3 separate regions of the Mus musculus genome follow, and regions 1 and 2 are each linked to region 3. The links are chromatin loops, found by intact Hi-C in ENCODE. Cell type or tissue: left cerebral cortex. All regions are shown on one strand. Links, peaks and the distances in the headings refer to the core of each region. The heading gives the core; the rest is flanking DNA. Region 1 overlaps Dennd3 (DENN/MADD domain containing 3). Region 2 has its middle 35 kb from the start of Ptk2. Region 3 holds the start of Gm41344 (a long non-coding RNA gene).

The links. Peaks named below come from ENCODE experiments on the same cell type or tissue, not always from the same donor. Only the 100,000 strongest peaks of a DNase experiment are listed, where the experiment ranks them.
Region 1: it touches region 3 in a loop (6-fold over the local background); 30 of 42 quality-filtered maps call a loop at or near these places.
Region 2: it touches region 3 in a loop (4-fold over the local background); 12 of 42 quality-filtered maps call a loop at or near these places.

Annotation. Positions count from the first base shown.
Region 1 is chr15:73,541,866-73,552,901 of GRCm38, forward strand. It overlaps Dennd3 (DENN/MADD domain containing 3), which reads left to right. Exons shown (of 23, transcript NM_001081066.1): 10 at 855-951; 11 at 2,493-2,596; 12 at 3,081-3,280; 13 at 5,256-5,777. Among named protein-coding and RNA genes, the nearest start is that of Dennd3, 35 kb to the left of the region's middle. In left cerebral cortex, for the core only: a CTCF peak has its summit at 6,458 (motif pointing left); DNase peaks (open chromatin) are centred at 6,419 and 7,816; H3K27ac peaks cover 909 bases.
Region 2 is chr15:73,452,602-73,463,637 of GRCm38, forward strand. No RefSeq gene overlaps it. Among named protein-coding and RNA genes, the nearest start is that of Ptk2, 35 kb to the left of the region's middle. In left cerebral cortex, for the core only: a CTCF peak has its summit at 4,556 (motif pointing left); DNase peaks (open chromatin) are centred at 3,558, 7,191 and 8,646.
Region 3 is chr15:73,306,139-73,314,138 of GRCm38, forward strand. It overlaps Ptk2 (PTK2 protein tyrosine kinase 2), which reads right to left. Exons shown (of 35, transcript NM_001358046.1): 8 at 3,677-3,731. It overlaps Gm41344 (a long non-coding RNA gene), which reads left to right and starts at 4,962. Exons shown (of 2, transcript XR_875404.2): 1 at 4,962-8,000. In left cerebral cortex, for the core only: a CTCF peak has its summit at 5,000 (motif pointing right); a DNase peak (open chromatin) is centred at 5,016.

The sequences.
Region 1 (11,036 bases), core at 1,693-9,692, 240 kb after region 3:
TGGTTTTGAGCCACCATATGGTTGCTGGGAATTAAACTCATGACCTCTGGAAGGTCTCTTATGCTCTTAACTGCTGAGCCATCTCTCCAGCCCCAGGGAGACCAATTTTTTTTTATAACTGAAGCAGTTGAGTGTCTTTATATATTTTTAAGCAAAACAAGAACAAAACAGTTTATAACCAAGTATCCTGGTGCAAGCCTGTGATCCCAGAATTTTAGGAGGGAGGCAGAGGTAGGAAGACCCATAGTGCAAGGCTATCCTCCAAGTTTGAGGCCAGCATGAGCAACATAAGACTGTTCACTCTGCCCAAAACAAAACAGCAGGAAGAAAAGAAGATTCCAGGCTGTAAGACTCTAGATGAGTGTGTCTTCTCTCACAATGGAAGGAAGACACCAGGCACATCCACCTGGCCATACCCTGCAGGCTGTCGAGTATTTATAGCATGCCTCTGTAGCTTGGGGAGATTGTAAACTGAGGTCCCATGGGCTTGTGGGACAGGTTATGGAGTGGAGAAGCTTGGCTAAATAGACTTGTGGCTGTGGCTGCATTGTGGGCAGCATTTCCATGCCCTCTAACTCCAAATTGACCTCTGAACTCAGTGGTTTTTGTAGCATGATAGCTGATTGTTGAGCCTTAATTGGCATAAAGAGCTGAGGTCCAAGGAGGCAGTGGCCCTGTCTCCCAGCTTCTTCCTGGTTAGAGAAGTGATGAGGACCACACAGTCCATCCTGATGCTGTCATCCTGGGATGCAGTGAGCTCCGAAGAGTGTGTTTCTCAGCACCATTCTCCTGCTGGACAGCATGACTTTGGGCATTGTGGTGGTTGAGTGCGTGGCCCACCTTCTCTTTGCTAGGGAAGTGAAGAATCACTTGAATTATGAACACCGCGTCTTCAACAGCGAGGAGTTTCTCAAGACAAGAGCGGCAGGGGACCAGCAGTTTTATAAGCAGGTAAGAGGGGCGGGGCTGGGAGGCTCCACCCACTTATTCCTCCTTGTTGAACCGTTTCTCAAAGGCCTTTCCAGATCTAATCATGTCTTATTGTATTGGTCTTTTCAGAAGTTTTTTTTTTTTGTCTGATTCCATTGCTACCTTATTTCTAAATTAGCTTTGTAGTATAGTACATTAATTAAGAGACACAGTATTAAGCATGTGGTTTGATGGACTGTGGCACATGTGCCTTCCTGGGTGACCATGTCCTCAGTCAGGGCATCAGGTACCCTTTCCCTGACTTCAGCCTAGGCAGCCTTTGCTCTGTGTGTGAGGAGAACGTGGCCCTGGGAGGGTTCCTTGCCATTGCCCTGCTAGTCTGAGAGCACCAGTCCTTTCTTTCTCTCAGAGACGGACCTTAGCTGTGTCTTGGCAGCTTCCTGACATTAGCCTAGGTTTGTGGGGGAGCCCTCTGTTTCTGCCCAACCCTTAGTGACTGGTTTGTCCAGTGTACAGAGCACAGGGGTCTTTGATCTGGCAGGCAGCCCTGTGCCCACCCCCCACCCCATGGGTCTGTTGTGACATATTTGAGGTGGGAAGAGCTGCCTGCCTCCAGGGTACAGCCCAGCCACTTGGGTTAACTGGTATGACTCCCTCATGGTGCTTGCGTATGCCTCTCTTCTCCTTTTCTGCCCTGTGACCCTCCTGGTGTCCTCTACTTTCTTATAGTAACCCAGGTCGGTTTGTGGACCCACCATCCGGAACAGGGCTCTCCATACCAGCGCTGGGTTCTCTAGCTATTCAGACTGTTCCCTTCAACCTTTGTGTGGCCTGTTTCTCTTTTGCATCTTCCTGCCTTTGCATACCTGGCTTGGGTATTCCTGGAGCCCCACCTTGTGCATCTGGGTACCTTTTACCTCCTCTTCCTGCCTTTGTTGGGAGGAACCTGTAGTCCGAGAGCTTGCTTGCCGGTGGACAAATGCTTACCTACAGAACCGGGTGGAAACAACTACAGCTGCGGTGCTAGGGGGGTCCCCTGTAGAGTCAGGATCCTGGGGCTGTGTGGTTCCTGAGGCAGCCTGTCAAAGCAGACAGAGCTAGTCTGGGCGCTGTAGAGTGTGCAGAGGTCCCTGGGATGCGGGGCACATATAGCACAAGCACAGCTGGCCTAGTGGCCAGGCGACCTGGGCTTTTTTAGCTTTCGTGATTTTTTAGGTGCAGGTTAGGAATCTCTGTGTCCATACGAACCAATTGCAAGCCTAGAGAGATGATGGCTCAATGGCTAAGATTGTATTCAGTTTCTAGCACCTACCCTGAGCCCATAATCTCAGATATCGGGGGATCTGACTCCCCTGGCCCCTGTAGGCACCTGCATATATTCACAGACACATTACTAAAAATAATAAAAATAAAAATGCATCCATTGTGAAGTTTCCTGTTTGCACAGACTCCTGCCCAGTGGAGCCGGTGGGGGAGAGGCCATGCCTCAGTGGGGCTGCTGTTGGCTTTGGATGGAGGCCGGAGGACCATGAGCGCAGCATGACAGCCTTTCTCACATGCAGGTTTTGGACACCTACATGTTCCACTCCTTTCTGAAGGCGCGGCTCAACGGCAGGATGGACGCCTTTGCTCGGATGGACCTCGACACTCAGTCTGAGGAGGACAGGTGCCTAGCTCTGTTCGAGGTCCTCTTTGGGGGACTGAGGGTTCATACGTCCATTTCATTTGGACATACAGATGATCAGTTCAGTGGGCTATTGAGCAGTTCGCCAGGAACCTCCAAAGGTGCATCCTCTGTGTGTCCCCATTGCGTGCAGGCAGGCTCTGTGTGCCTGGCGGAGCATCCTGCCACACCCTGATCTCTGTCCGTCTTCATTTCCTTCCCATGTTCCCCATTCACAGGCCTATTTTTTTTCCCCTGTGTTTTCCTGATATCTCGTGTGCATCACCCACGACCGTGCCCTGTCCATCTCTGGGACTGTGGGCTGAGAACCTCTGTCCTTTCCCCTTGAGCTACTTGAGGCTGGACTTAGTGACAGGTTCTTACCCGTGCATGCCTCTCACCCTGCTCATTGCTCTGGGTGCGATAGGGAGTAGAGGCTCACACTTACATCTTCGTGCCCATGAAGTGAACTCTTGCTTTTCCCTAGGATAGACAGGATGCTGATAAGTCCAAGGAGACCTACTGTGGAGAAGATGGCCTCCAGGAAGGCCTCACCCCTGCACATCACCCACAGACGCATGGTGGTCAGCATGCCCAACCTGCAGGACATCTCCCTGCCCGAGCTGCCTCCCAGGAACTCATCGCTTCGGATAATGGACACCTCAAACTGCAGAAGCAGCAGTCCAGGTGAGGTGCTACCCTCCTGCGTCTATTCCCCCAGTGTTGCAGCTTAGAGATCATAGCCTGCTTCTGAGGGAGGGAATGTTCTTAAGAATATAAACTATTTTGGCCAGGCATGGTGGTAAATGCCTGTTATCTTAGCAGCTCAGGGGTCTGGTGCAGCATTGGTGCTTGTGAGTTCGGGACCAGTCTGGGTTTCAAGCTACCCTGTGTGAATGTGGTCATAGTGAGGCTGAGTTCGTGCCTCCATAAAAACAGGGGAAAAAAATCCAAAAAACTGGTTTTTAAAAACTATTTTGTGTCTCTGCCCCCACCACTGTGTGTGTGATAGATAAAATACATGTCTGTATTTACAGATGTGTGATGGGATGCCCCTGGTCGGTACCAGTCCCTTCCTAAAGGTTGCTGTTAGATAGTTACAAGCTATTATTGTATTTCTGCAAAACCTTCTCAAGGCTCTTCCTGGTCTGTGTGACATCATAGGCGTCTACGGTGTGTCCCACAGAGTCCTTACTGGGTACGGAAGATTGTTGGGTGCCATGCATGGCCTTGCAGCTGCTGGTCTTAGCTCGGGCTGTCTGTCTGAAAAGACAGTATGGAAATGAAAAAGTCTCAAAGCTCAGAGCAGTAGGAGGAGGTGTGAGCCCCTTGGTAGCCACTTCCTGGGTGTCTGACCTCAGACAGACCAGTTCCTTTTCTGGGCTTGGCAGGTGTGTGCACACTCACTCTGGGACACAGTCTGCCTGCCTTTTCTGTGTTCATCTGAGCTCCCTGACCATTGTGGGCTCCACCTTCCTCCAGCCTCCATAGCCAAAGGACCACCTCTCGCATGGGTGTGGATGCAGTGGCTACCTCTGGTCCCCTGTTCCAAGGAAGCTTTTAGGAGGAGAGGGACTTCAACTCTTGGTCAGTGTTTAGTCCCCAGGGGGCTTCAGAATGCCTGTGGCACTTAGCTCCGGTCTCTTTAGTCCTGACCTTTCGAATCTTTGCAGTGGGAGTACTGGGCTACCACTGCCCAGGCCACTGTTAAGGTGACAAATGCTTCTAAAGGCTAGGCCCTACTTAGCAGGCATATCTTGGCTTTGGTTATCAGCTTAATCTTCAAGGGCCCAGTCCTAGCATTTTTACTTAATATTCATAGTTTTAAAAACATAATTGTCCCATGGAGAATAGTTACTGCCTCTCTGGGAACAAATGGACTCTTCTTTACCTCTGGGGTATTGGGAATGCCCTGGAAGGGGCATGTAGGTGTTGCGGGAAATAATAATAACAAAAAATGAGCTGGCATGCACCAGCAACTCTCTTACTGGTGGGCTGGCCGGCCCTGCAGTAGCAGGCAATGGTCGACTTGTTTTTATCTCAAGAAGACTCTCTGGCCTGGAGCTCCTGGAACATCTCCACCCAGCTTGCTAAGTTCCTCCTGGTGGGTTGCTACCACACTAACCCCAGGCTTCAAATCCCCCATGACCTTTGTGGTACACATCAAGCAAACCCACGTTTTGCCATCATACCTTTCTCTCTTGAACCCAGACGAGCCACCTCCGTGAAGAAAGACACAACACAAACTTAGTTCTGAAACAACAGTAACTCAATCACTAGGCACAACAACTAAAATCCTAACTTGGAAGCCTTATTAAATCTAAATCCTCCAGGGGCAAATCCTGACAGATCCACCATTGGAACCCAGAGACACTCGTAATTACATCTTGTCCTCATGTTGTGCCCACCAAAAACACCTAACTCTCTCCTGTTTCCTCTCTTCCTCTGTCTAACTCGGAAGTCCTTACTCGCCCAGTGATTGGCTCCTTTATTCCTTAGGGAATTGGTTCACAAGAGCAGCACCAGGCCCATCCACAACACATGGGTTCTTGTCCAAGACACACAAAGCTGCCCTCAACAGTGTTATGGGTGCCTCTGCCTTTTCCAGGACCATGCTAATTACATGCATTTTCCCTTGTTTGTTTGTTTGTTTGTTTTTTAGTTCTCAAAGTGACCCCTAAGTCAACATATATGTTCAAGATCCCTGATATCCACTTCCCACTGGAGAGCCAGTGTGTTCAGGCATACTATACAGACTTCGTCACTCTCCTGAGCAAGGCCATGGCGCTGTTGGGTCCTGGCGACTCTCTGCTCCTAGCCAGGTACTTCTACCTGCGTGGTCTTCTCCATCTGATGCAGGGACAACTGCTGAGTGCCCTCTTGGATTTCCAGAACCTGTATAAGACCGACATAGGGATCTTCCCGGCTGATCTGGTCAAGAGAACGGTGGAATCCATGTCGGCCTCTGAGCGGGCCCAGGCCGAGCGGACGCCTGAGCTCAGGCGGCTCATCACAGAGGTCTTTGATAAGCACGGCGAGGCCCCCAAGGCAGATGACGCCGTGAAGAACTTCGAACTGCCCAAGAAGCACATGCAACTCAATGACTTTGTGAAGCGAGTCCAGGAGTCGGGGATCGTGAAGGACGCCGTCATTATCCACCGTCTGTTTGATGCACTGACCTTCGGTAAGAGCGCCCCACAGCATCCCTGGGTACCAGTGTCCCCCAGGTCTGCAGGTCAATAGCTGTAATTCAACCTCCTAAAGATTCAAGGTATAAAAACGAGCTGTGTCCTCACTGAACATGGACACTGAACATGGACAGGCTTTGTTTTTTTCCTTGTCACTGTTCCCTAAGGCATGGCTGCTTAAATTCGTACTCATAACCGTTTTCACCCAAGAGATTCCCATGAGACCTAGGTAAATCAGAGGAAGTGCAAATAAGTGCAAAGCAAACACTGACTGATAATAAATCACAAGGACGTGTATTTCTAACTATGTTGTATACAATATGATATTAACATTGGTTGAAGAGAGAAGCAGGACTGGGATATAGTGCCTGTCTAGTATGCTTGAAGCCCTGGGTCCAACTCCAGCACCTACAATAAACTAGGCATGGTGGCTTACAACTATAATCCTAGCATGAGAGAGGAGAGATGGGAGCGTCAGAGGGTCAAGAATACTTGGTTACATAACAGGTTTGAGAACAGCCTGGGCTGTGTGAAGCTGTCTTAAAAATTTGTATTTTAGGGGGCTGGAGAGGTGGCTCAGCAGTTAAGAGCACTGACTGTTCTTCCAGAGGTCCTGAGCCATCATGTGGTGGCTCACAACCATCTATAAAGGGATCTGATGCCTCCTTCTGGCCTGTGGGTGCATATGCAGCAGAGCATTCATATATAAAATAAAGAAAATAGAAAAAAATCTATTTAAAAAAAAACAGATGAAAGCAAATATCCCACATAAGGAGATGAATGTACTTATTTATTTTCACAAAGAAAGTTAAATATTTTATTTCTATTTATTCTTAATTTATGTGCATTGGTGTTCTGCCTGCATGTATGTTTGTGTGAGGGTACTGAATCCCCTGGAATTGGAGTTACAGATATTTATGAGCTGCCATGTGGTTGCTCATGTTGGAATTGAACCTGGGACCTCTGGAAGAGCAGCCAGTGCTCTTAATTGCTGAGCCATCTCTTCAGTTCCCCCAACACCCCCAACCTCTGTTTTTGATACAGAGTCTTGCTGTATACTTCTAGCTGTCCTGGAACTGACCAGGCTGACCAAGTTGCCCTCAAACTCACAGAGATCAGCCTGCTGCCGCCTCTTAAGTCGTGGGATTAAAGGCATTCACACTCATACCTGGCCAAAAGTTAAACAGGTGGACATTGTGCCTCATGTCTGCAATCTTGGCACCTGGAAGTTGGAGGTAGGAAGAACTGTTGAGTTCAAGGCCAGGCTAGACTACATAGTGGGTTTAAAGTCTGTCTGGGCTACAGAGTGAGATTGTCTTAAAAGAAAAAAAAATCTTGTAAAATCTTGACCAAATATTTGATTCTGCAGGGCATAGCCCATCTTCAGGGTTTTTCAAAGTTGCTATTTATTTTGATTTTGTAATTATCAATGCTTAGAATCCCACTTTACATTAATACTTCGTAAAAATGGTAGCTGTCTGAATGGTTAGTTTCAGAAATTATCTGAAATTCCATCCTAATTCCAAGCCAAAATTCCCTTAATGGTTTTCTTTAAATCAGCAACTCAAATTTAAGTCAGCGACTCAAGCTTAAAAAGCAATTTTGAGGTAAAATATTCTAAGACAGTGCAATGCAAAGATATACTAATTTGCTATTTACGTGCTGAGTAACGACAGTAAGAAGATATTAAAAGTCTCTTTTTTTTTCCCCTGTAATGAAACCAGTATGTGTCTGTAAGAGCAGAAAACTTCATATGTTAAAGACACTTATCACTCACAACACCCACTAGCTTCAAGTCCAAGTCAGCGTCTTAGGCAGCTTTTGCTGGTGTTTATATGGCTGGATGGTATGCGCAGCCAAAGTGCACACACGTTCAGAGTGAGGTTGCATGATGCAGATGGCTGACTTACACGTGAGGCTAGCTGCCTCTGCAGAGGCATCTCACCCGGTGCTTACCCGGTGACTACACAGCCATGGCTCAGCTAAAGCACTCACGCATGCCCAGAAGCACAGAAGCAGCGTGCCAGGTGCCAGGAGAACCCACCTGACTAAGAAGGCTTTCCCGTCACCACGAGGCCCTTGTTTCTTGGGTTTGGCTTTGCTCTGTGTCCCCAGTGAAGCACTGCCCCCAACCCAGGCTCTGCTTTCTGTTCTGCTTAAAACCTCTGATGACAGATGTCCCCCTCCACACACACAGCACGCAGCAATGTTGTACACTCACGGATTGTGTCCTGCCATCTGTGGAAGTTTGCGATCCTAATTTATTTCTCACTGAACCATGTTACCTGCACTGACACACACATCTGTTCTGTCTGCTGGCCATGGGGAGGAAGCCCAGCTCGTCTATTGTCTTTTAACTGGGAAGGTCCTGACACCTGTCCCTAGGGTCTGTGTAAGCTGGTTCCTCAGCTTAGAGCCAGGAGCTTGGTTGAGCTGAGTGCCAGCACCCTGACCGAGTGCCCCCCACTGCCTGACAGTGCCTGCCTCACTGCCCCAGTGGTCTGCCTGTCCCATGTGAGCTAACACCGCCTGGCTTGTGTCCTCACTCATCTGATCCCATGCGAGCACTTGAATTTTGCATTCACCGGACTCTGCTGGCCACCCAGGTTCAGTCAGCCTGTCCGTTAAGTTCACCATCTGCAGATAGAAAATATCTGGAGAATGAATGTGCTTTCTACTGAGCATGTGCGATGTTTTTCTGGTCATCATTCCCCAAGCTGTAAACTTGAACTTCCATGATGTTGGGCACACGACCCTGAAAGGGCTTAGAGCCCACAGGAGGGGGTGTGCAGTTTCCTGTTAACACCACGTCACTTATAGGAGAGACTTGATATCTGCATTTCCGGAGGAATAACTGTTTTGGGAGAGACAGAGATGATGGGCCACCTGTCACTAGCCAGGTGCAGTAGAACGCATACTTCTCAGGCCTCTGTGGGATAGCCTGCACTGCCTGGGGTCAGGGGGTGTGGACAGCTATGCGTGTGCTACTATGTGAAGGGAGACAAGGCATTCACAGAAAGACCCTGAGGGGCCTACGGGCACACTTTTCCTCTTCCCAATGTGTGACCTCATAAGGATGTGAAGACTCTAAGGGTCCCCTGTCCTCCAGGGGCCCTCTGTGCAATGGCCTGAAAGGAGTGACTCAGACTCATATGGTTATCATTCTCTCATGGCACCAGGCTGAGCATGTCTGGTGGTCCCTCTGCTCGTCCTCAGCGCTGGTATGGCCTGGTCACCTAATTACTCAATGGCTGGTGGACCCTGGTGTAGGAAGAAAACCTGCCTTTCAGTGCCTTTCTTCCTCCTCTGTATGTGGTGGCATTTGACATCACCCCCTAGGTGCCTGGGAACCTGGGAAGTGAGTTGCACCTGGGCATCTTTTGTTCTGTAGTTGTGGACCTGGCCGATGAGCTGTCAGTGGCCTTCAGTTATGTGGTTCCTTAAGTGGAGAAGGGGCAGGACCCCACTGTCACTGCTATGCGTGTTTTAGTTAAGTGGAGTGGCCACACTGAAAGTAGAACTTGGCAAAGCTGAGTGTTCCCATCTGTCTTAATTAGGGTTTTACTGCTGTGAGCAGACACCATGACCAAGGCAACTCTTATAAGGACAACATTTAATTGGGGCTGGCTTACAGGTCCAGAGGTTCAGACTATTATCATAAGGTGGGAGCAGAAGACTGACTTCCGGGCAGCTAGGGTAATGTCTTAAAGCCCACACCCACAGTTGACATACCTACTCTCACAAGGCCACACATCCTAAAACTGCCACTCCCTGGGCCAAGCATATTCAAACCACCACCCCATCTTAGAGTGAACTCGGTGAGATCCAAGTGTACACATGAGGACTGGGGCATAGCTCAGCAGAGAGCTTCGAGACTGGTAGAGGCTAGGCCCAGCCAGTTTCAAAGACCATTGGAATGGTTAACTAAGAAGTATAGATTATATCATTTTGTCTCTGGACATGTGCTTTTGATTTTTCATTACATGTCTGGGGCTACAAGTTCAGTCACAATTAAAAAGTACAAATAGGACAGATTTCATTTTCATTATCGGCCTATAACTTCAAAGAATCTAAAGAATGCCTCCACCAAAGCAAACACGTTTATATAAGACAGTCTGCTTTTAGGCTGGCAGCGTTTGCAGTTTTAAAGCACTCTAGACAAACAAAATATCTGAACTGGTCGTTTTATGAATAGCAAATACTAATACTCCCCTTACTCTCTCATTTCATCTATGCTATAACATAGGAAAAGTTATTTTAATCTATTTACTAAATTCTATTCCCCCAGGGCTGTACCCTCTATGACTCCTGTCTTTAAACCACATTTTCAGAGAGCTCTAAGCATACAGTAAACAGAGGCCTTGAATCTGTAACCAATCCTGGCTAGTGGGAGTTTGTCAACTGTTTCTGAGTTTACCCTGTTCCAATTATACTGTCTGAATATGTTTAGGGGCAGACACCCCAAGAAGATTCCAGGAATAATGGCCTCATTTAGTGTTTATTGTGATCTCTAGGGCGTAAGGAAGGCTCCCAAATAGGAACAGATGCTTTTCTATCCCTAAAAGCAGAAGGGACAGTAAATTTAGGACGTTCCTAAAAAGAGTCAGACATAATTTTCTCGGGAAAAGACACAAAATGAATCATAACACAGAAAGTCCCCACGTGTACAACACTCAGAGACCAAAACCTAAAAGTGAGAGACAGACAGACAGACAGTGGTCACAGCATTCGGCTCAGCTTTGCTGGAACCGTGTCATACAGCTGTGCTGGCTTCACGACTTTTGCCATCTCCAAGAGACATGGCTGTGCCACAAGACCCTGGGTTCAATATCCAGTGCCCCAGTCCCATCCAAAAGAATATAATTTTAGTATTTAGAATGCTCATACACGTTTGTTCATGTGAAGCCCGGTGCTGATGAGAATACACATTCTGCACTGCAGCTTCACAAGGACTGGCTGTTCACTCCCTGTGCCACCTTCAGTGTCTGTAGCTGGCTCTCATGGGGATGCTGCCTGGAGGCTGCTGGGATGAGCCGGGGCTGGGCTGTGGAGGGAGGTGGGTGACAAAGTGGAGATCCACAGGAGTGGGCATCCTGTCCGTGGGTGTGGCCATCATGCACCTGCAGACTATTGCGGGTTGTCAGACAAACTGAGCATGCGTGTGACCATGTGCGGACATAGTGGCTGTGGGCATGCGCAGGGCTGGGGAAGCACGTGGGAGTGTTGTGGCATCCATGGCTAGCTGGCGTGCTGGT
Region 2 (11,036 bases), core at 1,256-9,255, 150 kb after region 3:
GGAACTACTTATACCACCTGTGATGCTGTTGGGGAGAAGCGATAGGAAAAGAGACACAGGCCCATAAAGGAGCTGCTTCCAACCTCTCCGCTCTGTAAGTAGGAAGCAACAAGGAGGAAGGGAGCAAGAGAGGGGCAGGGATGGCTCGGGGAGGAGATTTAACCTTTCTGCTCATTTGGGAACAGATGGTAAAACAGCAACTTCAAGGCCAGCCTAAGTAACTTTGTGAGATCCTGTCTCAAAAAAAAAATTAAAAACTGAAGGCTACAGAGATGGCTCAGTGGTTAAGAGCATTTGCTGCTCTTGCAAAGGACTTGCTTGCAATTGGTTCCCAGCACTCACAGTCACCTTTAATTCCAGTTCCACAGGATTCCATCGGACATTCACTCTTGCAAACACATATACATGTAAATAAAATATATTTTGGGGACTAGAGAGGTGGCTGCTCTTCCAGAGAACCCACGGTTGACTCCTAGCACCCACGTGGTGGCCCACAATCATCTGTAACTCCAGTTCCAGGGAATCTGACTCCCTTTTCTAGTCTCTGAGGGCACCAGGCATGGAGGTAGTACACAGACAAACAGTCAGACACAACGCATAAGTAAAAATTAAAAAAAAATACATTAAACAAAAACAACAACAACAAGAGCTGGAGAGATGGCTCAGCGGTTAAGAGCACTGGTTGTTCTTCCAAAGGTTCAATTCCCAGCAACCACATGGTGGCTCACAACCATCTGTAGTAAGATCTGATGTCCTCTTCTGATGTGTCTGAAGATAGCTACAGTGTGCTCACATAAATAAAATAAATAAATACATCTTAAAACAAAAGCAAAAAGAGGTCTTGGGATCTCACACAGTGTCTAGCATTTACCTAGCATGCAGAAGGCCCCCCCCAAAAAAATTCCCAAACAAAGTGGAGGGATAGATTTTTTTTTATTAATACGTTAAGCAGGTAGCATGGATCAACCTCATTTAAGCAAATCCGTCCCTCAGAGGCACATGTGTGACTGAGATTGAATATCTGAAGGTATCAAGCACAGGGTCTGGCATGAGGAGGGTGCTCAACAGATGCCGTGTCGTCTTCGTCTTCATCCCTCCCTAGAGTGCTCACCACCCTGGACTTCTCAACACAGGCTCCCTGCTTTGCTCACACAGGCCATGTTCAAGCAGGAGGAGCTGGTGAATTGGGAGGGACCTGGCTGAACTTGGCTACTTTCCAAATCACAATGGAGAGAGGCCTGGGGCTCTTTGGCCCTGTGCCTGGCCTCTTGGTTACACCTTGACCCAGCCCTGAGCCTGGCTCCGTTTCAGACTCTTCCAGCAGCCCTTTCTGCAATTCCCCAGCCAGACTGCCTCCTTGGACATTTCTCTTTTTTCCAGTTCCCTTGCTTGCTAGGATGTACAGACAAGTGAGTCCTGTGTGAATCCAGGGATGGGGAGAGGGATCCCAAGCCTCATATATAATGTGATGATACACTGTTTTCCTCCCTTCATAAAATAATCAACAGACAGACGCCTAACTCTTTAATCAGCACTGTGCTACCCAGAAGAAACCCTCTTGTGGTTAAGGTTGATTTGGGTGCCCACCAGGGAAAGTTCAAGTTGTTATGGCTTAAGAGATGTATGCTTTCTGTGTGCATGTGCTTGTGAGCTGCCTGTCTGCACATGTGTGCAGGTACTTCTGTGGGTGTGGGTGTATATGCATGCCTTGTATGCATATATGTGTGTGCATGTATGCAGTGCATGTAGTGTGTACCTTATATGTGTGTGTGCACTGCTTGTGTGTCTAGGGTCCTGAGTGAAGGAGGAGGCTCTGACTCATCCTCTCTCAGGCACTGATGTGCTGTTTGTATGGTACTGCTTTTTGGTCTTATTTTCTATGAACTCTTTCAAAGATTATAACACCCAGGTGGCCAGAGCTACTGTAGTTTTAGCATCTTAAAGAATTAATTTTTTTAGATTTATTTATTATTTATTATATGTAAGTACACTGTAGCTGTCTTCAGACACTCCAGAAGAGGGAGTCAGATCTCGTTATGGATGGTTGTGAGCCATCATGTGCTTGCTGGGATTTGAACCCCGGACCTTCAGAAGAGCAGTCGGGTGCTCTTACCTGCTGAGCCATCTCACCAGCCCCTTAAAGAATTAATTTAAGCCAGGTGTTGTGGTGCACACCTTTAATCCCAGCACTCGGGAGGCAGAGGCAGGCAGATTTCTGAGTTCGAGGCCAGCCTGGTCTACAAAGTGAGTTCCAGGACAGCCAGGGCTATACAGAGAAACCCTGTCTCAAAAAGCGAAAAAAAAAAAAAAAAAAAAAAAAGAATTAATTTGTTTTCACAAAGCTAGGATGTGGGAGCCAGGACTGGAGCCCATACACATCTGTCCTCAATGCTCTCCTGTATATCACTTGGAAATATTTGCTAGGCACTGAGGTACCCAAGAATGCCTGGGCAGATGGGATGGACCCTGTCCACGAAGTTTCTATTTTATTGTAGATGTTTCACAGATATTAGTAGATGTTTGCTTAAAGATGTGGGCATACAACCTATGACCTGTGATGATGGAAGAATCAAGGTCAAATCCAGGAGAGTTCACCAGATGAGGGCCCAGGACCTAGTCATTGCACACAACAACCAGGCACAGTAGCCTAACCATTGGGAACTTACTTTGTGCACCAAACAAGAAACCCTGGAGGCCCAGAGGTAGAGTAGCTACATAAGGAAGCTACTCAAGACAAGGCCTCCTCTAACTCTTTTTATATTTATTTATTTAATGTATTTGAGTAATACTATCACTTCAGACACACCAGAAGAGGCCATTGGATCTCATTACAGATGGTTGTGAGCCACCATATGGTTGCTGGGAATTGAACTTAGGACCTCTGGAAGAGCAGTCAGTGCTCTTAACTGCTGAGCCATCTCTCCAGCGCTCTTCCATCTTTAAAGAGTGATGCTCTCAGGCTGTTTTGGATGGCTTATGGAAACACAAAAATGAGGGCTCCCTGAAGGGGAAAAGAGGCAGCTAGAGAGGACAGTGGAGAAGGGGGAGGAGGGAGGAAGCCCTGTAGCAGGTGTCTCCAGCTGGGAGGAGTGGCAGCCTGGAGCTACAAGACTAATACATATTCCCACAAATGTGACCCAGGGAGGGGATTTGGCAGCTTTCCTGAAGGAGAGCTGGCAGAAGCTGTAATAGATGGCTACGTGTGGGCTTAGGATCAGAACCCCTGCCCTGTCACTTCACACCTGGCCACTCATTAAGTGCTCTGTGCGTCTCCCTTTGTGAGAAGCGGTCTCACCCGTGCCTGGCAGATGTTGGTGTTACAGTTGGAACAGAAGAACAGCATGGCAAGACCACTGAACGCCAGTCCCCTGCCCCATGACTCGGAGGCAGGAGACCCAGTTTCTCTGGAGGCTTATCCCATTTTCTGTACTGCAGCTCCCCTCTCTGTGCGGGTCCAGGTGCACACTAGCAGCACAGACACCAGAATGCATGCAGACCAGAGGACCCATTAAGCCTGGCATCTCTCAACAGCTGCTCTGAAACGGAGGAGCCAGCTGGCACCTGGCCAGGATGCCCTGAGAAGCTGCTTTCACAAGTCATTCATAAAAAATATATCCAAAAGGCTGGCCCAATTCCCTCAGCTACCCACTGTTACCACAGTGGGTATGCCCTGGTGGATGGCTTCTTATTCCCAGGAGCCTGTAGCTGTGCGGTGTCTGTGAAGAGTGGACAGCAACCAGTGCTATCATTCTAGAGCTCAGACAGAGCCCAAGGACAGCCTACAAGTGGGCACATCTGCTCATAGTCTCCTGTCCTCACATCACTCATGATGGAGGAAAGACTGCCATTAAAAGAGCAATAGACACTGGCAAGATTCATATTACAATATTGTCGCAAAGGGGCTTCAGGAATGCAGGAAGGCATCAAAACTGACCAGAACTCAGAGAAGATGATGTCTACACTAAAGAATAAACTGTAAGCCGGGTGTGGTGGCGCATGCCTTTAATCCCAGCACTTGGGAGGCAGAGGCAGGCAGATTTCTGAATTCGAGGCCAGCCTGGTCTACAGAGTGAGTTCCAGGACAACCAGGACTACACAGAGAAACCCTATTTCGAAAAACAAAAACAAAAAATCTTTAAATAAGCAGAACATGGTGGTGCATACCTTTAATTCAAACATTCAAGATGCAGAGGCAGGAGGATGTCAATGAGGCCAGCCTGGTCTATAAATCAAGTTCCAGGACAGCCAGGACCATTGCACAGAGAAACCGTCTTGAAAAAGAAAGAAAGAAAGAAGGAAGGAAAGAAAGAAAGAAAGAAAGAAAGAAAGAAAGAAAGGAAGGAAGGAAGGAAGGAAGAAGCTTTAAATAATAAAAAATTAAAACACACACATATACACATCATTGTCGTCGTCGTCATCATCATCACCACCACCATCATCATCAATGAGCACTTACAAATTTGCAATGGGTGGCTTGACTAAGTATTAATAAAACAAAACTCGCATGCTCCACAGCATGGCTATACCGCTATACCTACTGCCACCTAGTGACAAGATCTAACAATTGCAGGGGAAGAACCAAAAAAAAAAAGTTTCCAGGAGTAGTACGCAAAACCCAAAGTTATAAAATGACAGTTTCCATTGGAAGCTGTCATCATGCTGTTGAGGAAATATTTGTTGAATGAATAATTCACTGCCAAGCTGTCCTGTCAGCTGCCTTGGTCTCACACTCTCCATGATTTCTTTATCCTTTTCTTTGAACAGCAAGATAGTTTTTTTTTGTCTTTTTAGAATTAAAGACAAAATTAATTACGTTTATTTGAGTGTGTGTCTGACATAGGGCCCCAGGTATCCCAGGATGACCTTGAGTCCCTGCTCTTCAGTGTCTACCTCCAGAGGTGGACTTCCAGCCATGTTCCCACTCCTCCTGGCGGTTTGGTTAATTACCTCATTTACTTATCCAGTCAGGGTCTCTCTATGAAGCTCAGACAGGCCTCCAACTGAGAACCACCTGCCTCCAGTTCCCAAGGGCTGAGACTATAGCCGTGCTGCCACTAAGCCCAGCTATTTTGATTTCCATCTTTGAGACATAGTCTCACTGGGTAGTCCAGGCTGGCTCGAACACAGGAGTGGGTCATCACATCCAGCTCAAAGTCATGTTTTTTTGTTTTTTTTTTTTTTTTGGTTTTTTTTTTTTTTTTTGGTCTTGTTTTGTTTTGTTTTTCGAGACAGGGTTTCTCTGTGTAGCCCTGGCTGTCCTGGAACTCACTTTGTAGACCAGGCTGGCCTCGAACTCAGAAATCTGCCTGCCTCTGCCTCCCGAGTGCTGGGATTAAAGGCGTGCGCCACCACGCCCGGCTTGCTATTTTTATAGATACCGTTTCAGGATGGGTAGAAGTCTACCCTACAAAGAAGGCTTCACTTTGACTTTTAAACAGTGGTTTTGAGTCGGGCAGGCAGATTTCTGAGTTCGAGGCCAGCCTGGTCTACAGAGTGAGTTCCAGGACAGCCAGGGCTACACAGAGAAACCCTGTCTCAGAAAAACCAAAAAAAGAAAAAAAACAAAAACTCCTCTGCCCTACCTAGGGGCAGTCAGGTCCTTTCCTTTCTGTATTTCTTTTTTTCATTCACTGACAATCTGAGTTAGAATCCCAGGACAACATGGTGAGAAGAGAACTGGTTCCTGCAAGTTGTCCTCTGACTGCCATATGTGTGCCTGAAGAATGTACCCACACGCATATGCAGATAAAATAAATGTGGTAATTTTTAAAATGTAAATGATACTTGTTCATGCTAAAGAAATCAAAATGCAATGAAAACCCCAAAGGAAGTAGAAACCCAGCCTGAATCCCACCAGTGAGTAAGCTGGGTGTGCTGGTGCATGCTTTCGACTCCAGCACTTAGGAGCAGAATAGAACAGACGGACGTCTGTAAATCTGAGTCCAGTCTGGTCTATGTAGTAAGTTCTAGGCCAGCTAGAATTCCATACTGAGACCCTGTCTAAAAAAGTGGTGGCATTTGCCTTTAATCCCAGCTCTCAGGAGGCAGGTCCCTGGGTTTGAGGCCAGCCTGGTCTACAGAGCAAGTTCCAGAACAGCCAGGGCCGCACAGAGAAACCCTGTCTCAGAAAAAAAAAAAAAAGGAAAGAAAGAAAGGAAGGGAGGAAGGGAAGGAGGGAAGAACGGAGGAAGGAAGGGAGGAAACAGCTTTATTGGGAAACAGGCTGTGTGTTCTGCAAACACATAGAGAAACAGGTGGTGAAAATACCTGGACAAGCCAGAAGAGTCATGAAGTTGGGAAGGGGACATGTTAGGAAAGATGCACGGAGACTCAGAGGAGGGGAATAAGGAGTGGGTATGGTCATGTTTCCTTGTACACACATGAAATTCTCAGGAATAATAAAAAAAAATTGTAATAAAAACCCCAGAAGAAGCCGGGCGTGGTGGCACACACCTTTAATCCCAGCACTCAGGAGGCAGAGGCAGGTGGATTTCTGAGTTCAAGACCAGCCTGGTCTACAGAGTGAGTTCCAGGACAGCCAGGGCTACACAGAGAAACCCTGTCTCAAAAAAAAAAAAAAATCAAAAAACAAAACAAAACAACCAACCAAACAAACAAAACCCAGGGTTTCTCTGTGTAAGAGTCCTGGATATCCTGGACTCACTTTGTAAACCAGGCTGGCCTCGAACTCAGAGATCTGCCTGCCTGATCTCTGAGTGCTGGAATTAAAGGCATTTGCCACCATAGCCGGCACCTTATGTGAGTGTAACAAGGGGGAAAGAAAAGATCAGTAATGGGAAGGCTGGATTACCATAAGATATTTCTTTCTCTCTTTCTTTCTTTCTTTCTTTCTTTCTTTCTTTCTTTCTTTCTTTCTTTCCTTCTTTCTTTCTCTCTCTCTCTTTTTTCTTTCTTTGTTTCTTTCTTTCTTAAAAAAGGTTTGTTTACCTGTTTATTTTTAATTTATGTCTGTGTGAGTTTATGTGTCATTCAGTTGTGAGCTGCCCGTTGTTACTGGGGTCAAAACTCAGAGCCTCTGCAAGAGCAGCAAGTTCTCTTACCTACTGAGTCATTTCTCCAGTCTTAGTACTTCTTCTATATGAAAGTTTCCCCCAAAATATCCTTTTAAGTCCAAGAAAGAAAGCTCGAGACATGGGCAGGATGAAGTCATCAGAACTTTCGTAAGGAGGTGTCCTGGTGTTTGTACACACTGACATCTTGCTGTGAGAGATGAGTCAACCAGTCTTGCTGGCCAGCACTGCCCTAAGGGCCTTGCCCTAGCACTCAGTTCCTCCACTGCAGAAACCCTTGCCAGCTGCCTAAGCTCCCTCCATTTTGCTACTCACCCCACCTGTCTCTCTAGTATGTACAACTATGGAGTAAATAGGGTTCTGGTCCTATTTCTGGGTCCCCTTAGACCCCAGCTTCAATGGAAGCAGTTCAGCTCTTATCTGCTTTACATATTGGATGTTTTTGTAAGGCAAAGAATTCAGCAAGCACTCATTAGTTTGACAACCAGGCTGACCCCCAGGCCCTTCACCTTGAAGAACCACTACTCCAGGCTAGCCCTCAGGCCCTTGATTCTGTGTGAGAACATAGCTTCCCTTTCTGCCTAAGCAGGCTTAGCACATTAGCAGTTGGCCAGGTTCTGGAATTGCAGGGTAATTACCTGGCCCTCTAATTGGCAGCTGATGCAGGCCTTTGGGCATGGAAAGTTCCTGGTGAGCTGGTTCCAAACTGGATAAGGCAGGAAGTGTCAGATGAGTCCATGCAAAAGCCTGGAAGAGAATGACTTTCTCTCAGGTTCTGCCCGTGCTCTGCCTGGTGCCCAGGGCCTCAGTCCCATGAGGGTCATGAACCTTTGTTTCAGAAAAGGAAATTGGGGGAGCCATCTCACAGTGAAGGAGTTGTCTGGCTCCAGTTCCCAGCACTGCCAAAGACATAATAAAAGAGGAACCCAGGACTAGAAGTACGTTTTTGCTGGCCATCCTCACAGCACAGACTCACAGGACAACCTGGCTGGGTCTTGTTGCTCTATCCCAGGCTTCTGGAGGCTACCCCATCAGGAAACACAATAGCCACATTGGAGCTGGTTCAGTGTGAGCTACCTGTGGAGATATTCCCCAAGCACCAGACACCTCCAGTGGCTGTGCCCTCAGAGACAGAGTCTGGAAGTCCTGGAAGGGGATTTAGAAAGAATGCTCCTGGTTGGTGTGGAGACAGAAGGGGGACGGGAGCAGAGGGAGGATTCGGAATCAGAATGGCTTAGTTAGGTTCAAATCTCCGTTCTGCTCCTTATTCCCGAGGCCTCAGGCAGATCATTGCTTTTTAGAATCTTGGTCTCTTCCTCTTGAAATATGTGATCATGTTTAGTACCTCAGGTAGGGTCATCAGCCATTCAATGAGGATCAACCAGTGGGAGAGAAAGCGTGGCACAAGCTGGCCTCCTTCCAACTCCTTTTGATCTCATAGCTCTCGTCTGTGTGCACACAATGCATGTAGGAGTGATGTCTGACTCCACCGGACTCCAACCAGGTCTGCGAGTTGGGATGCGGCTCTTCTGTGGTAAGAGAACACTATAAGAGCAAGGACTCCACTGGAGAAGCAGAGCCCCTCAGAAGGACGGAGGCGAACTTGGCAAAGTGCATGCACACACGCAGAACACAAGATCTGAGCCGAGTCTGACAACTGAGCCAGTTTATGGCTGCTGTCCTGGGCCTCTAGCCAAAACCTAGAGTCTAGGACAGAAGGCCATCCCAGCTGTGGCTCTTACCCCTGCCTGGCCTTTGTCATGCAGATAAAGTACAGGCCCCGCTCAGGAACAGATAAGGGAAAGGTGAGCCCACTATGCTCACACTGCCTTTAAGAGATGCCACCATCAATCTGGCCTCTTCCCCTACCCCTGCCCATCCCCCGGCAGCTTTCCTAGGGATGGCTGCTGGTTCTAAACTACAAACCTACAGGAACTAGGAGACTCCAGGTGCCGGTGCCCTACTTTAGTTCCTGTAACCTCACTCCAGACAGGGTTTCTCTGTATGGGTGTGGCTGTCCTGGAACCTACTCTCTAAATCAGGCTGGCCTTGAACTCACAGAGATGCACCTGCCTCTGCCTCCCAAGCACCGGGATTAAAGGTGTATGCCACCACAGTCTGGCTTCCAATTTATTTTCTGTCTTCAGACAAAACATGCAAACAAAAGGCAACTCATGGAGACAGGGTCCTCCGAGTCTGAATTGTAGGTTATATAGTCTCTCAGAGAGGAGAAACTGCAGTTGCAGCAGCAGCAGCAGGAAGTGTCCTGCCACACCACAGCAAAAAGCAGGGAGAAATTAACCCTGCATGTTTGGTACTCAGCTAGCTTTGTCTACTCTTATATAGCCCAGGGCTACAGAGCAGAAGCTGGTGCCTTGAAAATGTGGTTTGGGACTTTCCACAGTAGTTAAGGCAATCAAGACACCACCCCAACCCCCAAGCCAACCTGACTTTCATAACTGCTCTCTGAGAGTCTCTTTATAGGTGATTCGAGGTTGTATCAAGTTGACAGTTGGAACTAACCTGTAAGGGTGTCTGGAAATTGTTGAAGGAAGACTCAGTATGCAAAGACAAAGAGTGTTTATTCTACAGAAACAACCAGCATGCAGAGGCCAACCATCTTCCAACCATCCTCTAGGCGACCCTAGACAAGACTCACAGGCCTTCTTAAAGTGAATTTTCTAGAAGGACTGGGTAATTTAAAATTTCATTGGTGGGTGCTAGGGTGTCACAGGCGGTCAGTGGTCTGCATTTTTATATCATGAACATTTAATCATAGGGTGAGATAGGGCTGCGCAGCACAGATAGCCCATTCTGAGATAAGATATTTTCCCATTTCTGTGGTTATCCCCAGGCTGTTCTTTGGGAGGGGGTTTTATGACTCATCCCTGGATTTTATGGTCTGTTCCTGGAGCTGGGGCCTCATGGTCTAGTTCCTGGCTGTTCTTAGAGTTGATGCCTTATGGCCTCCTTTTCGAAATCAGGCCCGGTCCTTACATGGAGACAAATGTGATTTATGTAATCCTTTCAACCATCAGGGCTGGAGAGATGGAGAGATCTTTTAGCAGTTAAGAGTGCTTGCTGCTCTCTCAAAGGACCAGAGTTTAGATCCCCACACCCACAATAGGCAGCTCACAAACACCTGTGACTCCAGGTCTACGGCATCTGATGAGTGTGTGTGTGTGTGTGTGTGTGTGTGTGTGTGTGTGTGTGTGTGTGTGTGATGTGTGCATGCGCATGCGAGCTCTCACTCTCTGTTTCTCTCTGTGTGTTTCTCTCTGTCTGTGTCTGTCTCTCTCACTCCCCCCCTCTCTCGTGCACACATTTTATTTTTTTATTTTTTTATTTTCCTGAGACAGGATCTTACTATGCCACCCTGGCTGTCCCAGAACTCTATCAACTCTGGCCTTAAATTCTTAGTGCTAGGACTAAAGGCATTTATCCCCACACTTTTAAAAAACAAAACAACAATAACAAAAGCTAACTATTACTCCAGCCAAGGGACTCCAGGTGGGAGGTGACACTCCACTGGGCAGTACTTCCTTCCTGGAACCTCAGTAGGGGTTGGGGTTCCAGTGGTTCCTATAATTTGCCTTTGGGGGTACTGAGGGTACAGTTGGGGTGCAGAACTAGTGGGCTCAGTGAGCTGTGTGTGCTCTGCACCGATCCTGCCACCACCTCAGACCTTGTAGATCTCTACTTTGTTTCTACCATATTCCTGAACCCTGCTCTCCTTGCCTCTGGCTCCTTCCTCAGCCAGGCACTGTGTCCAGGCTCATAGGACTTGTTCCACCTGGTGGCTGCAATGAGATCCTATCAACTTCCTGTTCTTCTTCTGTGCGTTGCTCCAGCAGGGGCAGCAGATGTCCATGTGGAGACTCTCTGAATCTGTTGGGAACTTTTTTTTTTTTTTTTTTTTTTTGGTTTCTCTGTGTAGCCCTGGCTGTCCTGGAACTCACTCTGTAGACCAGGCTGGCCTCGAACTCAGAAATCCACCTGCCTCTG
Region 3 (8,000 bases), core at 1-8,000:
AATAGAGCTATTAAGATAGTAGGCAGAACTTCTTTAGTCCGGTCCCTTGTACAAACAAGAAACAAACATAATTACAGTGAATTATACAATTCACTGAATTACTGTCCAGAATTTATACACATATTCATGTTGCTAATCTCCAAATGATAGCCTGCTGGCCTCTTTATCACTCATGACCTTGATACCTTTGAGAAGGAATGATGAGAACTATAGAGTGCCCCGGATCTAGTGTTACTGGTGTAGTGATTTTAATCATTCAAATGAAATGTTAAGAGACGTTGTCTGTCCTAGATTCTCAGTACCCAAGGTATGTGCAGCCTGTTTCTCTGTTCTTGGAAACATTGCAGCTCAGTCAAGTTCTACCAGGATATGATAATCTTTCAACCATTCAATGGGAAAGTTAACTATAAACAGTCTTCTAGAAATTTAAATCTAAGACAAGTAAAACAATTTGACTTTGAGGAAAAAAATACAAATATAGCCTGTTTATAGAAAAACTAGCATTAATAAACTTAGCCACTCAATATGGCTAACTCTAGAACAAACAGGAGCTCAGATATGTCTTTCTTATGGTTATTAATGAAGGAGGGACTGCCTACACCTACTGTGTGTAATAGGTGCTGTACAGCTTATGAGAACAGCTTTACAGCAGTACGAGAGTATAGAGAAGTCTGCTAGAGCTGTCAAGGGAATTTATGTAGAATGGGGAGAAATTTTGGACTAAGGCTATTGCCTCGCCTGACTAAAGCTATTTAAGAAACAAACAGTACTTAAGTTAAAAAATCAAAGTGATTGTCTTATCAACAAAAAGGGCTGAGATGTTTCAGTTGGTAAAGGAACTTACTGTGCTAGTTAGTTTTATGTCAACTTGACACGAGCTAAGTCATCTGAGAGGAGAAAACCTCAATTGAGAAAATGCCTCTTAGACTGTAGGCAAGCCTGTAAAGTATATTTTTTAAATCAGTGATTGATATAGGAAGACCTAGCCCATTTGGGTGGTACCATCCTGGATTGGTGGTCCAAGATTCTATAAGAAAGCATGCTGAGCAAACAATGAGAAGCAAGCAAGTAAGCATCTCTCCATGATCTCTGCGTCCAGGTTCCTTCACAGGTTGAGTTGCTGCCTTGGCTTCCTTCAATGGACTGTGTCAGGATACACTAGCTAAATAAACTCACTCCTTCCCAAGTTGCCTTTGTCCATAGTGTTTCATCACAATAACCCTAAGTTATCAATAAGCCTAACAATTCAATAATTTGATGCCCAGGCAGGTCTCACAATAGTAAAAGTGGAGAACCAATCCCATAAATTGTATTGTGATTTTCATGTATGTTCTGTGGCATGTCCAAGAATGCACAAGCATTTGTGTATATGAGCTAACATACAAAAAAAACACATATATGTACTTACATACATATACTAAGTAATAAATTAAAAAAAAATTTTTTTGGAGAGCACTTAAGAAAATGGTTCTCGGCCAGGCAGTGGTGGCGCACACCTTTAATCCCAGCACTTGGGGTGCAGAGGCAGGTGGATTACTGAGTTCGAGGCCAGCCTGGTCTACAGAGTGAGTTCCAGGTCAGCCAGGGCTACACAGAGAAACCCTGTCTTGAAAAAAAAACAAAAACAAAAACAGAAGAAAATGGTTCTCAAAACCTTCATAACTGAAACTGGTGCATCTATAGAGAATGGTAACTAAAAATTAGCTCTGCTTATATCCCAATGCCCAGCCGAATAAAAGTACAACTTCTCTGAGTCAGCTTCCTATAAATCCCTAAGACCCTTAGTCACCACAACTACTAAAGCATGACCAGTACCCCTTATATCTCCTTTGACCACTCTTTCTGCCTCTGTTTCTTGGCTTTCAATCTGTCTTGTTATCTGGTTCTCCTTATTCCCTACTGTAAAAGCTGCAAGCCTCTTGCCTTAGCACTTAAGCCCACAGAGAGCACTGGCCATAGAGATCACATCTGACTCTACTAAACAGGGCTGAGCCCTCACCACACTGCCAGATCCAGGCCTAGATTCTATAGAAAAGCAGTCGGGAGGAGCTCAGACAAGAGGCCAGGAAGGTCGGAGCTGGGAAAGCCTCAACAGTGCAGCAGCCACAGTACTGAACTCTCTCTCTGAACTCTTCTCGAGCTCTATTTATTTGTCAGGTAGCTGTTCATTTTCCATTCAAATAAGAACTATCAAATATGCTATATACCTAGTGCTAGACAAACCTATTGTGTAAAAATATGAAGACAAAAAACCCAAACAAGTCAGGAGCTATAAAATTACAAATTCAGAAAGAAAAATAAGCCCTTTAGATACTGAGTAGGGTCTAGACTGGAGAGATGTTTTCCATTCATGCATGGGCATAGAGAACAGGGAGGCCAGAGCAGGAGAATCAGGACATGACCAGGTTCCACTGAGCTTCCATCAATATCTGCCTCAAACAGGCACTCACCCATGGGCTGTACTCAAGTCACTATTTTCAATATAATGATTATAAATGATTTCTAAATATAAAACAGCATCTTAGACTCTAAAGATGGCAGTCATACTTGTGACGTTTTTTACACATGAAAATCTGAGGAGACAGCAGTTTTCAAAAGTCACCAAAGGCATCGTCATTTGAGAATCACTGATACATAAAACACAGCCACTAAATGAATGCTAGCTAGAGCAATGTTAAGCTGTAAACACTGTGGCTTACCCTGTTTCCATGCCTCTACAGTCCTCCTATTCCTGAGCTACCAGACAGGTATTGAATTGAAATATACATATTTATCTGTCAAACACCATCCCTACAGAAGACTCTTTGTTGCAGAAATAAGAGACTATGCCCCATACTGTGAGGCTGGCAAATGGAACCCTTCTTGGACCAAATCCTATGTTCTCCCTCCATAACCTGGTGTTTGGAGGTGTGCTCTGGATTGGATAGGAAACAACATTCAGAGCTGCTCTGTCTCCAATGATAACACTGCTGGAGTAGGATTCCAAAGTTGCCACCAAGAAACCACACGGAAGTAAGAGATTGACCATTATACTGTGCATATGTAGAGTTCAGCAATGCAAACATGCACAAAGGAAACAGTGACAGACACACAAATGCAGCACTTACACACATAAACACACACACACACACACACACACGTTAGACCTAGTGGTGTACACACACACATAAGACACACAAACAGAGGATCCAGTGGTGTATAAATGCACAGACAGACATGGAACACAGTGATACACAGGGGCCCCAGCAATGGTAAATGCACACACACAACAGAGACATACATGCATGTGGGGATGCAGCAATGCACAAATGCACACACTGCACATGATTCACTATGATTCTTTAATGCAGTATTCCTTTTCTTTTGTATATCAAAATATTCAAAACTTGACAAACCTTGGTGACAGGGCTGCAGCATGAACTATTTCTAGTTTTGCACTTAGGTGTTTATTACAACCATCAAGTAAAGCCAAGGTTCTATGGAGAAAGGCTGAACCTGCGAAAATGTACTTGCCTGAAGTTAACAGACTCCTATCTTACACAGTCAGCTGTGCCATTGCAGCTTTATCATGTAAGGGAGAAATGCACCATTTCACTTTATTAAAGGCAAGTTTTCAGTAGGTAAGGTATACATGCAGAGCTTTATATTAGATTATGATAAAGTAGACTCTAGTTACCTTGACAGAATCCAGTAAACTCTTAGGAAAAAATCGCTTTAAACCAACATCTTTTCTGAAATATAGAAAGAAGCATATTAGCAAATAACAGCATAAAAAAAAAAACAAATAACAGCATCAATCAGTAATAACATACTTGAAAGAATGCAAAAGTAGTTTATTCTTCTGTTTGTTCATGAAAGAACCAATTATAATCAAGCTCCAACCAGTCAGCAAACTCATGGAAGAAGATAAATTACTTTGTAGCTATGCACAAAAACACGATTACAATCCATTTCAATAGAAATCTTTGGTTGTTTCCCCTCTACTGTTGAAGTCCTTTTTGAAAAAGTCCCATTTGCCTTACTGCAAATGGCCGTGTAATGAAACTGTTCTTTCTCAGGTGTGGCGTAGAGGTGATCCTTATGCACACGAGTTCCTCAACTGCCTAATTAATAATAAACTGCTGGAACACAGTCCAAGAATGGAACTCTGTGACGGGAATTCTGAGTACTTGTAAAAAAGTAAGACAAGAGTCTCAGTTTCTTCAAAAACACAAAACTGTTTTTGGAAAATGCTTTTGTGTCCCTCCCAAATGTAGCAGATAGGAGTTTACTTTAGATTATTTATTACAACTGGTAATTGCTGTTTGTTTACATGCCACTATGGGAAACCCTGTTTTTTCCATGTGATTTGTCTACCACATGCAGCTTACCCTTGTGACTGGACACTTTGCTCATGTGACTCCTAACCCTCACAGTATAAGTTGTTAGATGTTCTAAATAAAGTTGGCTGTTGCTTCAGACTGGAGTTCACCTCATCTTTAGGGCTGGCTCCCCCAGGTTCACACCAGCTCTAAAGCAGTAAACAGTAAACCTTTCAAACGTATCTGAAGTGGTGATTGCTGTTCTCCCTGATTTTCTTTTGGGGGAGGGGTTTCTCTGTGTAGTCCTGGCTGCCCTGGAACTCATTCTGTACACCAGGCTGACCTTGAATTCAAGAGATTTGCCTGCCTCTGCTGCCCAAGTACTGAAATTAAAGATGTGCATTACCAAAGTCCACCTTTCCTTGACTTTAAAATTTATTAACTCATCCCTAATCACTTTTCTTCTTCTCAACATCACAAAATGGGAAAAGGAATAATAAGTCAAGTGATTAGTCCTGGTTCAAAAACTAAATGTGTAGAAATGTGAGAAATCCCAACAATTTTGACAAGTTGGGCTATAAACTGGGGCCTGCTATTATTAAAAACCTCAGAACAAGAAACACATTGAAAAAAAAAAAAAAAAAAAACAGGTTAGGCTTGTTTGAAATGTACCACTTTTGTGTGCTGAACTAGCAGTCTGTCCACTAGATGGCACTGTTTTCCAGGAAGATGAAATGTACATGAGAAGACATGAGATCAGGAAATCATGAAAATACAGAAAAGGACCAAGGACAAAATTTAATGTCAGGTACTGTACGGGTGTCTTTCTGCAGAGGTACAAGGGGGGAAGCTAAGTAAATATGAAGTATCAACAAAAAGGAGTTGTTTCACAATCACTTTATAGTCAAAACCACAGAAATCACGGGGTTTGTATGGTTGACCTCCCATCCAATTAAATTCATTAACCTATAATCTGAGCAGCAGCACCCGAATCAATTGACTCCTTGTTAAACCAATTTACCACATCCAAAAGTCACTTTCTTGGCTCTGGCCTGCTGTTTTCTGGTTTTACCTGCCAAGGAACTGCTCTACAGTAATTTCACTTCATGTCTCATGCCCAAACCCTATTTAATTGTCCCATATGTAAATAAACATACATAAATAAACAGAACCATAGCTTTTAGTGAAACTCTACTATATTAGTAGATACCAAAAGGTATATCCTGAATGCATTTAAATCCATCTGATTAAAAACAAAACCACAGCAACAAAATAAACACAAACCAAACTCAAAGGAGAATTTGAGAACACTGCCAAACTGCAGTCCCCCAGGTCAGGCATACGCTATTAGGCTCCTTCCTTACTTCAGTGTTACTATGGAGGACATACACATAATAACAGGTCAATAATATTAGGTTAGAGCAGGATTGCTCAACACTGTAGCAAATGGCTATATGTAAATTAGCTAAATTAAAAGTGCTGTTCCTGGCTTTAGCAGCTCTGTGTCCAGTGTTCAAGAGTCTCACATGTGGAAAATACCTACTGACTGGATAGGGCAGACCAGACCCAGAATGTTTCCACCATCCTCAGCACAGAGTGCCAAGGCACACAGCTGTGTTGGTGACTACCTAACATTCAGTACCCTTCCTGCCCAGTGCACCTGAAGGTCCCTCAATAAGGACAGAGATGGTAACAATAACACTGGGAATGAAAACAATTACCATGGGGACAACCACATAAGCTCCAGAGTTCCTCAAATAGGGCAACAGGCACAGAGGGATGTGGAGAGCTGGCCCACAGCACTGACACAGCATCAAGACAGAGCCCACATAACTGTCTTTACCTCAGAGCCTTTTCCTGAAAGCAATCCCACGTTGCAAAAAGGGTTCCTGTGACATGCACTCTATGTTCAGATGATTTTGACTTAAGGTATAGGGAACTTGTGCTCATCTGTTTTCTCCTGACAGATGCCTTCATTTTGGTTTTTGGTCTTTTAAAAGGTTTCTTGGTTTGTTTGTCTGCTTGTTTGTAAAGACACTGATTATGTGGCTAAGGCTAGTGTCACATTCATGATCCTTCTTCCTAGGCCTTCCAAGAGCTGGAAAGATAGCTGTGTGCCTGGTCTATAATTCCTCATGTAACATTCTCAAACAACTAACCTGTGATAATATGAAAAGTTCTAAAACCTAACAATGCTTCAAGCCAACCAATTTAGCATTTGGGATCTACAGCCAGTGAGCCTTCCTGCAGAACTTTCTTAATGTCTGTTTACTCAGATTAAAATGTTTCTATTTTCCCTTTGCCTCTGTCAATCTTGGAGCCTTTTCACCACTGTATTGGTTGTCCTGTCTTTCAGTATGCTCTTGCTTGGAAAGTTGTACATGCCTTCCCTTCCTCACTGACACCATATGGGTATCCAGAATGGAAGAGACAGAAAAGCAGTATAGGCAGGAGGACTCCTCTCCAGCTGCATTGTTTCTCCAGTGCTTCAGAATCTGTGGTGCTATGAAGTCTGAGACCTCATTCTGCATGTGTATGTTCATGTCCACAAACCAAAGCACACGGGCCTTTGTGACTTCTGATTAGACTATACCCAACTTACATATTGAAGAGGAGCTAAGTGTGTAAGTGAAGAATCCTATGTCCATGTAAACTAATATGCTACAGAGGGAGAGAGAGATTCTCCTCAGTGGTGCAGCCACTGGGAAGTTGGCCATGTTCCTCCTGTAAGTAACTCCTTACCCAGGTGTTTGTCATTATCCTGACTGGTTACATCCTCCCTCCCCTCAAAATCAGCAAAGTGAGAAGTTAAGGCCCAGGTGGTAGGATTCTACCCTCAGTAACACCACATCAAAGTCAGAATTTTAACAGTGCATTACCCTACCGCTTGGAGTGTGACTCTTATCTAAACCTGTGGCCCCCTGTGGCAGCCTCTTGGCCTCATTTTCAGATTTACACGGAAGTCTCATCTAACTTCTATTAAGTCTGTCCATCAGGAATGTGAAGGAGTAGGTGAGGCTGCACCCTCACTGACAGAAGCCAGGCAGTGGTGGTGCATAACTTGGATCCCAGCACTGGAGAGGCAGAGGCAGGCAGAACTCTGGGGTTCAAGGCCAGTCTAATATACAGAGCTAGTTAAGGGACAGTCAGAGTAACACAAAGAAACCTTGTTTTGAAAAACCAACCACTCCTCTGAAAAAAGGAAAAAAGAAAAGGCACCCTAGGTCTGTCAAGCTTAGAATGACAAAAGGGAAAGTAATAAAAATCTTTAGTTTATGGGAAGAAAAAAGAAAAGCAAACAAACAAAGGTATCCAAATAGTGTGGGCCTATATAGTTAGATATTCATTTTATTATTTTAAACATGATCAAAATCTTTCTTGTGAAATGTGGTAAAATTGAAAGGTATTCTGTAAGTTATCACACTTGAGTTTTCTTCTAGTAGGATCTGACTACTAGACTACTAAAAGTATATGGACTACTTAATGATTTTTTTTTTCCTCATAGAAGGAAAAACAAAGAGAGGCTCTTGAAGCTGTTAATAAACAGGTAACATTCTGAATGTGAACATTTTTTCTGTACTGAAAAGTATACAAATTGTAAATGGCTCCAAGCTACCCACCGGCCCTTGAATGGGAGGGAGGCTTACTGGGTACTGTGCAAGCCAGGCATGGCAGATAGGAACCACAAGTATCACCTTA